Regions from separate parts of the Homo sapiens genome. Here region 2 is linked to region 1. Evidence: chromatin contacts called from ENCODE Hi-C or POLR2A ChIA-PET data. All regions are on one chromosome and are shown on one strand. The core of a region is the stretch at or near the end of the contact, and the rest is flanking DNA. Distances in the headings are between cores, read along the strand shown. Region 1 holds the start of KCTD1 (potassium channel tetramerization domain containing 1). Region 2 overlaps LOC124904272 (a long non-coding RNA gene).

Region 1 (6,819 bases), core at 2,696-5,195:
CCAGAAGAGTTGATGACCCAAAGCAATGCCACAGGCCAGCAACCTCAGCTAGGCATTAAGCCCCAGGAAATGCACTGAACCTCAACTCTTACAGTGATTTTAATATACAAAGAAGGAAAAAGTTTGCTCTCAGCTTTCTACTGAGCAATACTTCGACTGCTCAGACTTCATAAGTGAAAAGCTGACTACTAAAAATGTGCAAACTGAAAACTTTTTGTAGTGTTTTAACTAACAGGGACTTGGAGCTAAGATCTTGTTTGAGAGCCATAATAATCATATAAGCCATATATGGACACTCAAATCTATATTTAACTTAGGAGTTACCTGACAATAATGCAAGAATAATAAAAGCATCAGTATACAGTTTTTTGGAACTGATTTATTTTACTCAGGTAAATAAAAGATAATGACTGAAAGACTGCATTCCTTAGAACAAAACAAAACCAATGAAACGAAACCCTCTTATATTTTGTGGTTCTTTACGTCACAATTCTATATTACACTGGTGTCAAGAAACCAGCAGACAGATGCCAGTAGACAAATGGTTTCATTGTTATCCCAAGGCCATGCACGCCTTAATAAACTTTCTTAGACTTTTAACTCTTAATTAATCAGGTGCTATTCTAAATTAGGGCATTTCAAGGGTTTTTACTGTATCAGAAGAATATGAACATTTATTTTTGCTTTCAAAGAAAAAGCAAACCCTAAATTCTCCTCTCCATTCTTAAAATTCACTAACACAACCTGTCAGAAATAGACTACACACCTGAAGTACAGAAGACACATAGCCTACAGGTCTTGTGTATTTTAGAGAACTTTGGTGTTTATATTACCACTCGCAGCCCCTTTCTCAGTTGGCCTTGAGGCTTGCCCATTAGCTGGTAAACGTTTGAAAGGGTCAGTGTGTCCAGAACTGGAATTTCCACTTTGGAAAAAGCACAGAGGTACCTGACATATGTTCCTGGAGGGCCTGCACTATACCTTCAGACCTGCAAAATTCCTACTTCTGCTTGATGGCAGGCAGGTCAAAGTTGTAAAACCTCCAGTGGGTACTCCTGCCTGCAGAATAGAACACAGTGTCCAAAGACCCCTGGTTTCTGACTCCTAGACTAGAGAGTGTCCAAAACATGAATATAACTTTAATAATACTCACGAAAATACTACCTTGGGGAAAATAAGGAAAGAAGAATCTAACACTAGAGGCCCCAGTCTCGACCCAGAATTTGGCACTGCTTAGACTTAAATCATGTTAGGGTGGAAATAGTTTCTTCCTCTTTGATGAGGATAGTGAAGCCAAGGAGAAGTGAAGTGATTTGTCCATGCTGACTCAGCTGCTGGGATAGCACTCTTACTCTAATTATCTACTTCGTAGGTATTATCTGCCCCCTAGATAGTGAGCTCCGTGGGGCTAGGGGGAGACAGCAATGTTTCAGTGCCCACAGTGCTGGGCACCACAGGCCCATACTCCAATTTGTAGCCTGACTGGAATTGCAGATACCACGTTCCCACTTTAGTTTATGGAAATTGCACCCCACACTGCCAGTTTACATTCAACTACATGTTACAGTATAAACTGGCACTCAACTGCCTGGCTCTCCACTCTCCACCCCTTTTCTTTAAAAAAAAAAAAAAAAGCTACAGGAAGTGGGATTGGCACGTTTTCTTTTCAATAATTTATAACTGTTTTTCTACCTTCTAAGGTCATGGCGAATACGTAATAGAGTCTTTTAAGGGTTACTTGATTCAAATATGTCTTAAGTAACTGCTTCCTTTACATTTACAGTGTTCTCGCAGTCTTTGCCTTATAAAACTCATGCATTCAATGAAGAGCGGCTGCAAGAGTGAGCTAATCCTTTTGTTCGGCGAACTTTGAAGTTTTTCGCCTTACTGCACAGCAGTGATTTGTTAGGTAGCATGCCCTCTCTCACATCTTTTAAGGTTAGGTGTAAAGTTTCCCAAAAAGCACCAAGAGAGTTAACTTCTAAGGGTGAAACGAAATCCGATTCAGTACATTACCTACTTTTTAAAACTTCCCCCCTACCCAGAGCTGCATTAGCACAAAAGTTAGTCCCGAAGTGGTACCAAAGAAACATTTCATGCATAGAGTTTGGTTTGGTTACCTGGGTGGGGGAAACAATAGCAGGTGAAACTATTGTGGGAGAATTGGTGCTTCTGTGCCCATTGGCTTCTGGAAGAAGAGGCAGGGGGTCGTGTTTCACGGAAACCACCACCACCGCATCCACAGGCTCCGAGGGGCGGATACAAAGTCTTTTGGGGGAAGTGGGGCCGCAGATTTCCCCCGACCCGAACACAGACTCGTACAGGGCGCGCTTGGGCGCAGCCTCGGATTTCACGTCGGGCCCGACCTGGCTGTCTTTGGGGAGGATGTAAGTGTTCCCCAGCGAGGGCGGCTGGGGGCGGTGGTGGTGGGAGGGATGGGTGGGGGGGTGGTGGGAGTGGTGCCGTGCCGCCCCGTTCAGAGCCTCGGCGTAGCAGCCCTGCGGGGCGGGCGAGCCCAGCTTGGTGCCAATGCCCGCGATGCTGTTGAGCGTGGCGATGGAGACGGCGCCGATGCAGTGGTTGGTGTAGGTCTTGGAGAGCTTGGCCGCCTTGGAGAGCATCTGCATCCGAGTGCCTAGCAAGTTCTTGCCGATGGCTTTGTTCTCGTACCAGGTCACATCGCCCTCGCTGCAGTGGTCCCGGGGCCGCTGGAAGAACGCCTTGCAGAGAGGGTTGCGTTTCGACAGGTACTTGACGAAGCTGGCGTAGGGGCAGAACTCGGTGCCCGTCTCATACATGCGGGGCAAGTTCTCCTCGTCGCTGCTCTCGGCGCGCTTCTTGCTCCACGACGACGAGCGCGACTTGTGGTAGGGCCCGAGGGACTTGAAGTAGACGAACTTGCGACCGTCCTCGTCCATGGCCAGCCCAAAAGAGTCCTCCTCCAACTCACGCTGGTTCTCGCGGCCGCGGGTACAGAAGTACATGCACGTCTCGAACCAGACCTTGTTGAGCAGCCCGAAGGGCGTGTTGGTGCTGAAGACGCTGGAGGTGTACAGCTTGCGCAGGTCGGCGCGCGTGATGGCTTGCTTCTGCACCACCGGCCCGGCGCCCTGCTCCTCGAGCTTGCGGATGACCGCGGCCAGCGTCAGGTTGGCGCTGCGCAGCTCGGGGTCCTTGGTGAGGTCGAGCGTGCGGCAGTACGGGGGCTCATTGAGGTAGCGGTTGAGGGAGCTGCGGATGCTGATGAGCGACGACTTGCTGTAGAGCTGGCCGCTTTTGGAGCGGGCCTCGGCATAGAAGGAGCGCAGCACGCGGCACAGCGCCCCCTTGTCCATGGTCTCGAAGTCCGGGCTCTGCGCCTTCTCGCTCAGGTACTCCCGGAAGATGCGCACGGCGTAGCGGGTGGCCAGCCGGGTGTTCTCGCTCAGCCGGGCCCGCTCGGGGCGCTGCAGCACGTCGGGGTCCAGCTCGGAGCCGTCCCCGGGCGGCCCACCGCGGGCCCGGGGCGCCAGCAGTCGCGGCGGCGCCTCGGGCTCCAGCGCGGCGCTCTGGTCCATATTGATCATATGGACCGGCTCGGGCTCCAGCTCCTCCCCGGCCGAGTCCTCGGGCTCCAGGGGCTCGTCCCAGTCCAGCCCCATCTCCTCCTCTTCCTCCTCCTCCTCGTCCTCCTCCAGCCCCCCACCTCCGTCCTCCTCCTCCTCCTCGTCCCCCGTTATCTGCACCTCCTGGATCTCGTCCTCCTCCTCCTCTTCCTCCTCCTCCTCGCCCGCGCTGCAGTAGTGCGGACGGCTGTGGCGGCGGCCGCGGCCCCCCGCGCCGCGCTCGCCCTCGCCCCGCTCCCCATTGTTCTCGGCGGCGGCGGCGGCAGCGCTGGCGCTGCCGCCCGCGCTGGTGTTACAGTCCCCGCTGCCAGGCATTCTCGCCATATTGCCGTCTCTCTGCCAGTCCTCGGGCAGGGCGCATGCGCTATATTGGACCGCAGCGCTGAGAGCTTTTGTGTTTAATGACCTTCAGCTACCGGGAGGCAAAGCCGGGCTCTTAAAGGAGCCGCGCTCCAATTGTCATTCCCGAGCGCAGCTCCGGAGGGGCAGCGGCGCGCAGGGGATGGAGGGGAGGGGGGAGGGGGGGACAAGTTAGACCGGAGAGATAGGGTAAAGGACGGAGGCTGACCAGACCTTCTTCCTCCCCCACCCGGCTCCCACTTCTAAGAAAACTTTGAAGGAAAAAAAAAAGGAAAGGGAGGGAGAGCTGTCGGTGGGGGCGAAACACTCCCAACTTACCCTCTGGCGGAGAATTGCGCGGGCCCGGGCGGGAGAGAGGGAGGGCCGGCGAGAGGGCGGGACGGTCTCGTTTCTCTAAGTAATGCCCGAGGAGCAGTGCCCCTTCCACTGCCCCCTCATTGCCCCCCGGAGCCGGGGGGTCGGGGCGGCGGCTGCGCCGGGCGGGCCGCGGGTGCTGCCGCGGGAAACCCGTGTCTGGGGCCGCCCGGAGCGGAGCGGAGCAGGCAGGTTAATGAGCAGGGTGGAGGAGGCACGGCGAGGCCCCGCACCCTCTCGGCGCCCGCGGCCAGGGCGCAGCGGGCGAGGCTTGGGAGCGGGATGGGGCTGGCGGCGGCGGCGGCTCCCCCACCTACTTGCTGGCGGCGAGGCGCGGGGGCCTGGGGCCAGCCGCGCGGCTCCCAACTCCCTTTCCGACTCTTGCAAAGGAGCGAAACACGCCCCACGTCAGCCACATCCCTTTCGACTTTTCCAACAGCCACATTTAAGCTGTCATTAAAGACCTGGGGCGCTCCCCGTAGGTCTGGGGCAAGTCCGCGCCGGTCCAGCCAGCCCCGGGAAGGAGCGAGGCAGAGAAGACTGGGAGGGGCCGGTGGGAGGGGAGACGAGGGAAGAGGCGCTTGGGACCCCAGGGGCCACAGGGACCCTTCCCCACCCGCCCAGGGCGCCGCCCTCCCTGCCCCTGAGCAAAGTGACACAACTCCCTCGGGCGAGGCGCTCCACCAAGCTGGAGCTGAAGTCTCCCTAAGGCCCATCGGGCAGGCGGAAAAAGCGAACTTGTGTCTCGGCCGACCCTGCCGCAGCCACAATTCGGCAATTCGGATCCGGAGCGCACTCTCACTCAAAGTTTGCCAACCGCCATTCGTTCGCCCTCCGGGCTGCGCTGCCTCAGGCGCGCGGGGGCGGGCACCTCGGAAACTGGAAAAGCAGCCAAAGAGCTCGCCGGGTCTCGCTTTCCCATAGGAGACACTGCCCCACTTCCAGCCAAACGCCCGCCCCCGGCGCGCCCAGGCTCCGGGCGCGTCCTTGCGTCGCCGCCTCCCGCTCTCCCGGCCCAGGGGCAGCTTCCCAGAGCCGCCGGGGACCTCGGCTGTTCTCTTAGGAGGCACAGCCCAGGCCACTCTCGGAGCTCGTGCTGCATCCTAACTTTCACCTTCTCCCGCAGCCCGTGTGTACCCTGGCGCGCGGGCCAGCTGCGAGTCCCTGGGGTGAGGGGACACGAGGGAGTCAGGTCCCCAGCAGTGCGCCCCGGTGCCAGGCCGTCCTGCTGGGAGGCAGCCTCGCCTGCTCCTCGGGTGCGTCCTCGAATTTACCTCCAAGTCCGAATTCTCGGCAGTTAGGCTGTGAGAGTTATGTCAACTGCCTGTTTCCCCCTTCCCTGGCCCTCCTGTCTTGCTCTCAAGGGAAGCATTTTACGCATCAATTGAAACCCATCCATCAATTTGCATTTTTTTTTTTTAAGAAAGAATGAAAGACCAGGTCTCAGGGCAGTGTGGGCTTCTGAGTGGGAGTTGACGATGTCTTTTTCTGCAGCGAACGCTGCTGGTCCTCCGCGTGCCTGCCCGGCCCTGGACGCCACCCGAGCTTCGGGGAAACCGCGCCAGGTGTGAAACAAGTTAGAGCAAGTCCCTGCCTCGCGGGCCGCCTCCGGCTCCTTAGGGAAACACAAGACACACAGACACACACACACACACACACACACACACACACACACACACCACGCTCTCATCCGCCCGGCTCTCCGCGGAGAACCGTCCGGGAATCGTCCCCGAGGTGCGGCGCGGGAGGTGGCCGGCTTTGTTCACAATGCACTGCCCGCCGCACCCGCCCTGGACACGTGCAGAAAGGCGTGCTCGTTTCTCCGAGGCTGCGGTGAGCAGCTAAGTTAGTTGCACACTGGGACCCCCACATACGAGCTGGCACACACTAGTCACACACGGCTAATTCCAGAGGGCTGGCCCTTTGTCCTGGGACGCTCCCAGGTTTTCGGGCCGCGGTGCGGAGAACTCAGGTGGGTGCCCGGCAAGTTACCTACCAGGGGCTGTTCCCCCGCGACCCTCGCCATAAGCGCAGGGACCCGGGGGCCGCGCTGGCTCCGGGCTGCGCTCCTGGCTTGGCAGGGGACCAGGCCCACGCTGCAGCCTGGGAGCGGAGCCGCCCCCCAGGTCTCCCCACCTCTGCGGGCGGCGGGGTCCACCCCCCTCCCACCAGCTCCCCTCCCTACTGGGCGAGCTGCTTTGAATTGCTCGCAGTTTGCCGGAGGCGGTGTGCTGGGTTGGACGCTCCGGGAAACAAAGCAACCCAAAACAGCTCCCAGTTGACGTCAACTTATTTCCAGAAAAGAAAATAGTTTTGTGCTCCCAGGACAAAATATCCCCCAGGGCAGGTCTCTACTGGCAAAAGTCAGGGGAAGGAGGTGGGGTGTAGCAGAACCGAAAAACCCCAAGCGCAAATAACTTTTTAACGGACTTGGAAAAGCAGCAGTTTTGGGTGCTGCTTGGACAGTTTGCAAACAACGGGCAGGACCCGCGCTTAAATT
Region 2 (6,803 bases), core at 3,245-5,744, 200 kb after region 1:
GACCTAGACCCTGTGAGTGGACAGAGGAAGCATCACTGTGCTTTCTATCTACAATTTCTTCCTTCTTCCTTCCTTCCTTTGGTACCTTCTCTCCCACTGGGTACCTATTCAGAAAACTTCTCCTAGAAAGTTTCCTTCTATTCAACACAAACCCATTCATGCAGATAGATGCCTAGAGATAAATTTACCAGTTATGCCTAGATATGCACCACCTTTACAGAAATCAGTCCTCAATTTATATTAGTAGAGCTGACTCATGGCTTTTCACTTGGCAGTATCCCAGCTGGGGTTAAATCATCTAGTGATTATAGACTGGTGTCCTACTCAGGCTTTACTTTCACCTTCCCAACTTTTTCTCATAGCAAATAGTTATTTGTTTAGGTTTCCATCCCACATCCGTCAGGATCCCTTTCAGAAAGGAGATACATATTTGTTCTTTGAAAGGTTAAGAGAGAAAAAAGGCAACACTCAGGTAACCAGAGATCACTAATGGCTAAAAACAGCTACCACACTTAAGTTTGCAGGGACAAAGGGAAAAAGTGAGGTTATCAGAACCTAAGAAGTCAAGGGACAGCTCAAATAAGACTCAAAAGACATTAAAATGTAAGTTTCTGCTGAAGCTCCATGAAGGCAAACATCTTGTTTTGTTTTCTAATAAAATCCAAGTGCCTGCCACATAGTAAGTCTCAGTAAATATTAGATGAAAGAACAAATAGAAAAGAGAGTTTTGTTGGGGCATTCTGGAAAAAAAGTCTACTCACGCTTCTGAGAGAGGCATCAGAGGAAAAGATCGTGTCTTTCTTCCAGCTGCTGTGGCGTGTCAGTCTAGAATGGCTGCCACCATTTTGTCATAATGAAAACAAAACAAAACAAAAACAACTTGGATTCATTGACCTGTAAAAAGTAGAGTGGAGAGATGGAAAGAAGCCGGATCTTTTCTTAATGACATTTTTGGGTTGCTCAATCAAACAGCCCCTGAAACTTATCTTCCCACTTGACATTCCAATTCTAAGAGACAACAAAGCCCTCTGGTTATTTAAAAGAATATCCTGACTGATACAATGGCCTAACTTCCATTTCTCTGGTGGCTGGTTTGGTTTCCACTTAGCTGTGAGGGCGAGGCATTACTTTGGGAATGAGCCTAGTGATGATTTTAACCTTGGTTGATCCATTATATGCAAACCTGAGTCAGACCTACAGTTTGAACAGGAATGGGAGTTTCTCTTCAGGGGGCTGTATCTGATTGGTTGAAATCACTTAACCCAACTGTCCCGTAAAGAAATAAAGCACCTGGCACAATGTTCATTGCACACCAATTTCCCTTTCCTCCTATTTGGGGCTTTGGGTGCAGAGTGATCTCTGGAAGTTGGAACTGGGATCAATTTCCAGGAAAATTTAGGCCATGAATTTCTTTCTCTTTTAAAATCTGGGCTGCTTTTCATATATATATTTGCTACTAAGGCAGCATTATTCTTGAATTTTTCAGTATTTTCATTTAGAGGGCCATCATTGAAGGCATGAGGACATTTCAGTTAGTACAGACTTGGAATTTATTTGTTTGATTTATTAAAAATATACCCTAGCCTGAGGGTCTCAAGGTGTACATATAAAATACTTCAATTAAATTCAAACCAGCAGCTAAAATTTCCTGTTAAGAAATTGAAATATCTTAAAAAGAAAGAAAGAAAGAAAGAAAGAAAGAAAGAAAGAAAGAAAGAAAGAAGGAAAAAGAAAGAAACCCAAACACACACACACAAAAACCCAAACCAAAACCCCACCCAATATGGAATGCAGCAAAAGTACAAGGACAGGCCTGGTGCCATTGCTTCAAGGTCAACTGGCTGACGGGCTGTTGACCCAGGAACGGGAGACAGTTGCCAAACAGGACTGGCCTTGTGTTAGCTGAATGTTTGCTCCATGAACTTGTAATTTAAAGGGCACTGGCTACCCCACTCTCCAAAATAACAACAAACAAAAGACCTTCATTTTATTTTGACACGGTACTTGAAACCTTTCCAAATAGAGTCCTTTGAGGTTGAAAAAAAAAAAAAAACTTAGAAAATTATACAACCTGGATCAATTAAGGAGGGAGGTCATTAGTGATTAATATTTTAATTATAAATTAATAATTTTCTCCAAATACTCTCTTGAGACCGAACTTGTGAGTGAATGGACTTTTTTTTTTTTTTGGAGACAGGATCTTGCTTTGTCTCTGCTCACTGCAACCTCCACCTCCTGGGTTCAAGCAATTCTTCTGCCTCAGCTTCCCAAGTAGCTGGGACTACAGGTGCATGTCACCATACCTGGCTAATTTTTGTATTTTTTTAGTAGAGATGGAGTTTCACCATATTGACCAGGCTGGTCTCGAACTCCTGACCTCGTGATCTGCCCACCTCAGCCTCCCAAAGCACTGGGATTACAGGTGTGAGCCACTGTGCCTGGCCTGGACATTTTATTGAAGGAAGAGAGAAGGAAATTTGGGATTCTGGGTAATGACAGGACAAGGCCTGGATGGGGCAGTTGGGTGAGTTGGGTGGGTATTCTGTGGCATGAGAACATCTGCACTGAGGTACTTCGAAGGCAGCAGGGCAGTGCCAAGTATGGGAGAAAATTCCCCAAATCTCTACATTGCATTCACTTGTCAGTTTTGTCTATCACGGAGTTAAAAGCCCTCCCAAAGAAACTCTGTTGGATCTTTGGAGGTTTAGCTTGAGGACAATGATATGAAAGCTGTAGCTTATTTTTATTGTTATGATATTTTGGAAGATGAGAACTAATCTCTAATAATCCTTAATATTTGGAGTAGAACAGGATTCAGAAGCAAAGTGAGATTGGCCCATGCATGCAGTACAGCCGTCGTTCTCAAGCCAGAATCACCTGGAGGGCTTGCTCACACAGTTTCTGAATTTAGAAGGTCTGGGCAGGGACCTGAAGTATAGGGCATTTCTAACAAGCCCCCTGCTGATGCTGATGCTGCCGGCCCAGCGATGACACATTGAGAGCCACTGCAGTAGAGAAAATGACTTGGAGATTAGCTTCAAGCAAAGAATATTGCCAAGAATGACAAAGGCGAGGTTTAATTTTCCAAAAAAGATTAGAAACTTACACTGAAATGACATGCATCTGTATATTAGTTTATTAGGGCTTCCATGACAGGTATCAAAACGTGGGTGGCTTAAAACAGCAGAAATTTATTGTCTCCCCATTCTGGAGGCTGGAAGTCCAAAACCAAGGGTGTTGGCAAGGCCATGTCCTCTCTGATTGCTCTACCGGAGGACTCTTCCTTGCCTCTTCCAGCTTCTGGTGTTTTCTGGCAATCCTTGGTGTTCCTTGGCTTGCAGACGCATCGCTCCAGTCACATGGCCACCTTCTTCCTGTGTGTCTTCCTGTTGTCTTCCTTCTGTGTGTATGTGTCCAAAATTCTCCTTTTTTTATAAGCACACCAGTTATATTGGCTAGGGCCACTCTGATGGCCTCATTTTAACTTGATCACCTCCATAAAGATGCTATTTTCCAATAAGGCCACATTCTGAGGTACTGGGGGTTAGGACTTCAGCGTATCTTTTTGGGGGGAATACAATTCAAACCACAACAATGTGTTTAACCATGACCATTTCCCAGTGTCAAAATAATGCATGGGTTCTATATGCATTTGGTACTATGCAAAGTAAATTAATTAGACACAGAAATGTAACACCTGAGGCAGGCTTTGTTGATGGTAGGAGATATGGTAGAAAAACATACACGATTTAAGGAATGCAGCCAGACTGCCAGACTTTGAGTTCTTCCTCTGTTCTGTCTGAAATGGTTAATTGCTATGTTATATATGATACCATAACATTTTGCACATACCTTTATTGTAAAAGTGATTACATTCTGTTAGAGCTGGTTATTTGCATTAATCTTGCTAGACTGTGAGCTGCTTGAAGGTAGGGGCTTGTTTAAATCATATTTATATTCACAGGGCCCAGCACATAGTAGGTGCTCAAATCGGTGAAGGAAGAAATTGACTAATAAGTCAAGAACAGCCTGGGATTTTGGCACGTGTTTTCCGGTGTCTCTGCTGGCCCCTCAGGTCGAGGAAAGTGAGAATGTACAAGTGGAGAGACCTACTGGTGCTGCCAGAAGCCACCCTCCACAGATGCTAAACTTCTTTGAAGTCTCATTTTCATTTTAAAAAGTAATGTAGATTTTGCATTCTACTCCATAACACATCCGTGTTTGTTTTAATACAAAAATTATGTTTCAGATGACTTAGACAAATTACTTAATTCCTTTCCCTTCATTCCACCCATCTTCAATTTGAGAAAAATGGTCACCCCGGGAGATAAACCATGTTTATCTGATGAATGTGTATACCACCTGGCACTCTGGTTGACACCCACTAAAAAGCCAAAGACTAGGGAGACACAGTGGGATGGGGGTGAGATGGGTGTATGACAGAGAACAAGGAAGCAGGCACTGGGCAGCGAAAGCTCTCAGGTGGCTGATGAAGCTGCCAAAGAGGACAGGAAGGGCTCAGGCACTGTTTACCTTGGAGAGGGCTGGGTGAGCCTATGAGCTGGTGTCGTGGGGTCAGTGTGACTTCAGCATAACTGGTAGAGCACTGTGTATCTTCTCCGTTTTCTTATGGGGGGAGGGGAAGTAGGGTTAGAAAATAAAGGAAGGGAGAAAACAAAGGAATAAAGACCATGTAGGAGGGCCCTTGGGAGACTTTGAAGCATAGGGTATTTTGGTTGTAGAGTCTTCGGAGACTGTCAGGGCTGAATTTCTTAGAGCTTAAGTCTTGCTGCCTAGGGCAATGGAAAATGGCTGTAGAGTCCCAGAAATGTGTGGGTAGTTGAAAACAATGAGGAAAAGACAGCCTTTGGCAGTGATATGGAGAATCTACTGGAGAAGAAAGTTGTAATGATCCAGATACAGGAGTAACCAGGGAGAAGCTCTACAGCTGCAGATCCAGGGAACATCAGAGGGACAGGGCAACTCCTAAGTCCTTTTACTGCAGGACTTGTCTCTCCCAGCACAAGCTCTAAGCATTTCTCTTCACTCATTAACATCGCCTGGCTTACGATGTCTACTTCCAAAAGGAATGTGCTTCTCTTTATTCAGGAGACATTTACATGCTGTAATTCACTTAAGATTTTTGGCTCTAACTGCTTTGTTCCTGCAAATCAAGGAATAGCATTAACACATCAGCTTATCATCAGATAGCTTGGGATGACCCCTTCAGAAAGAAAAAGAAAATTTTAAATCATTGTTTCCAGAAAGGGCAATTAGAACACCATATATTTTTTCCTCTGAAAATCTGGCACAAGGAATTTGATGTTACCTAATATTCTCGATGGCTTTTCAGAAGGTAACATTTTACCCACGTAAGGCATCCATGCAAACTGCCTAGGTCACAATTGAAAAGAAATCAATGTAGTCCAGAAAGAAACCACAATATGAGGAAGAATGAGCATTAAACTGAAATTTGGAACCCATCATGTGACGTCTGCTGGCAGATGTGGCTCACGCTGTTCGATGTGATTCTGACACTCTCCGTGGTAGGGCTGGTTAGAACTTAAAGTATTTTATGGGTCATGAGACATTTTGGCTCTGTCTGCAAAGCTGCCCTAAGGAATTGTGTTTTTATGCCTTAACTGTTCTTTCCAAAGCTCACTTTTCACTAAGAGTGGGCAACCAGAGAGGTCTTTGTCCAAATACATTACATAATCCCTCCAGGAAATGCCGTGACAGTGTATAGTTGATGAAATGGAAGCCCTGGTACAGTGACCTTTCTCCCAGATATCCTAGGACATACTTTATGCTTCACTAGGCAAACATCCCTTCTTCCAAACTGGATTCAGTTCTAAAGATTTCTTTCCTTGCTGGGGGCCAGGAGACACAATAGGGTGCAAAAGTGTGAAGATTTTTTTCTTTTAATAAAATTATCTAATATTTCTACAAACTGGAAGTGCACACGCATTGCATGGTTAAATAGAGTTGTGCCAAAAAATAATAACCTAGTCCTTGCCCCGAGGAGGTAACGGTATGAATGATGCAATTCAAGGAGAAAGGAAAAGGCAGCTTATATTGTCAGTATCTTCCCATCATGTTGCTGTATTTTGATTGTTGTTTTTTGTTGGTATACTATAAGAAGGATAGGTAGGGCTGTTCTCTGAAAATTACTTTTATTTTATTTTATTTTCCCTGGATGTTCACTGTGTTATACTTGTTAACCTACTTCTTTTTTGTGAGAGGCATATAAAATGCACGATCTGATTCATGCAACATTTATTTAAGCATGTTAACTTTGTGTGTATTTACTTATGAAGCCTCAGGGCTGATGAGCAACACGGGGGCGGGGCGGGGCACGGTGCGGGGGGGGCGGGGGGGCAACTTCTTGCTTCTGGGGACTGTTACTTTAAGAGTAATTATCCTGCCAGTAATGATGACAATGACTGTAACATGAATGCTTACTTTGAAATGGCAATGGAATCTGTGTGTCCTTGAAATTTTTAATTCCTGTAAGAGTCATCCAAAATAGATAAAATTAAGAGCCTGGTTGTAGTTGTTTATCTGTGGCTAATTAGTGAACTATATTCTCTCCTAAGCAGAAAAAAAGACAAGCTGTCTCTAGGATACTAAAAGGTCAGAAAGTTCTAAGCCAATTTTCCTCATACTTGGGCAATGCACCTGCTCTTTTAGAGGATAAAAATGATTGCAGCTCTACAATATTGACAAATTATTTTGTTACAATATGACTCAAATTTATATAGATGATTCATGTGCAATGAAAAATAAGGGATATTTTAACAAAT

What was found. A loop is a pair of places that touch in the nucleus more often than their neighbours do. ChIA-PET counts read pairs that join two places held with the same protein, here RNA polymerase II (POLR2A). Pooled maps may share reads with other maps.
Region 2: a loop to region 1 is called in a map of PC-3, with 5 times the contacts of the local background. The contact joins the enhancer-like site here to the promoter of KCTD1 in region 1. A Hi-C loop is called at or near these places in 3 of 168 maps with a recorded cell type or tissue (PC-3, chondrocyte and mammary epithelial cell), 3 of 37 single-sample maps with no recorded cell type and 3 of 50 pooled maps. POLR2A ChIA-PET finds 5 or more read pairs at or near these places in 1 of 52 experiments (MCF 10A).

What each region holds. Positions count from the first base shown.
Region 1 is chr18:26,544,608-26,551,426 of GRCh38, forward strand. KCTD1 (potassium channel tetramerization domain containing 1) reads right to left here and starts at 3,946. Exons shown (of 5, transcript NM_001142730.3): 1 at 2,121-3,946. The coding sequence starts at 3,929. LOC124904273 (a long non-coding RNA gene) reads left to right here and starts at 2,253. Exons shown (of 2, transcript XR_007066321.1): 1 at 2,253-2,387. RefSeq lists enhancers at 2,265-3,249, 3,088-3,137, 3,158-3,247, 3,878-4,172, 4,238-4,879 and 2 more and silencers at 3,428-3,537, 3,558-3,667, 3,778-3,837, 4,428-4,657, 4,748-4,877 and 3 more.
Region 2 is chr18:26,740,962-26,747,764 of GRCh38, forward strand. It overlaps LOC124904272 (a long non-coding RNA gene), which reads right to left. Exons shown (of 5, transcript XR_007066320.1): 2 at 762-894. Among named protein-coding and RNA genes, the nearest start is that of PCAT18, 41 kb to the left of the region's middle. RefSeq lists an enhancer at 1,684-1,978. Within about 2 kb of position 4,495, at least 7 of the 41 ENCODE cell types and tissues checked have a DNase peak (open chromatin) inside an H3K27ac peak, as active enhancers do; they include PC-3, where a contact is called at or near this core.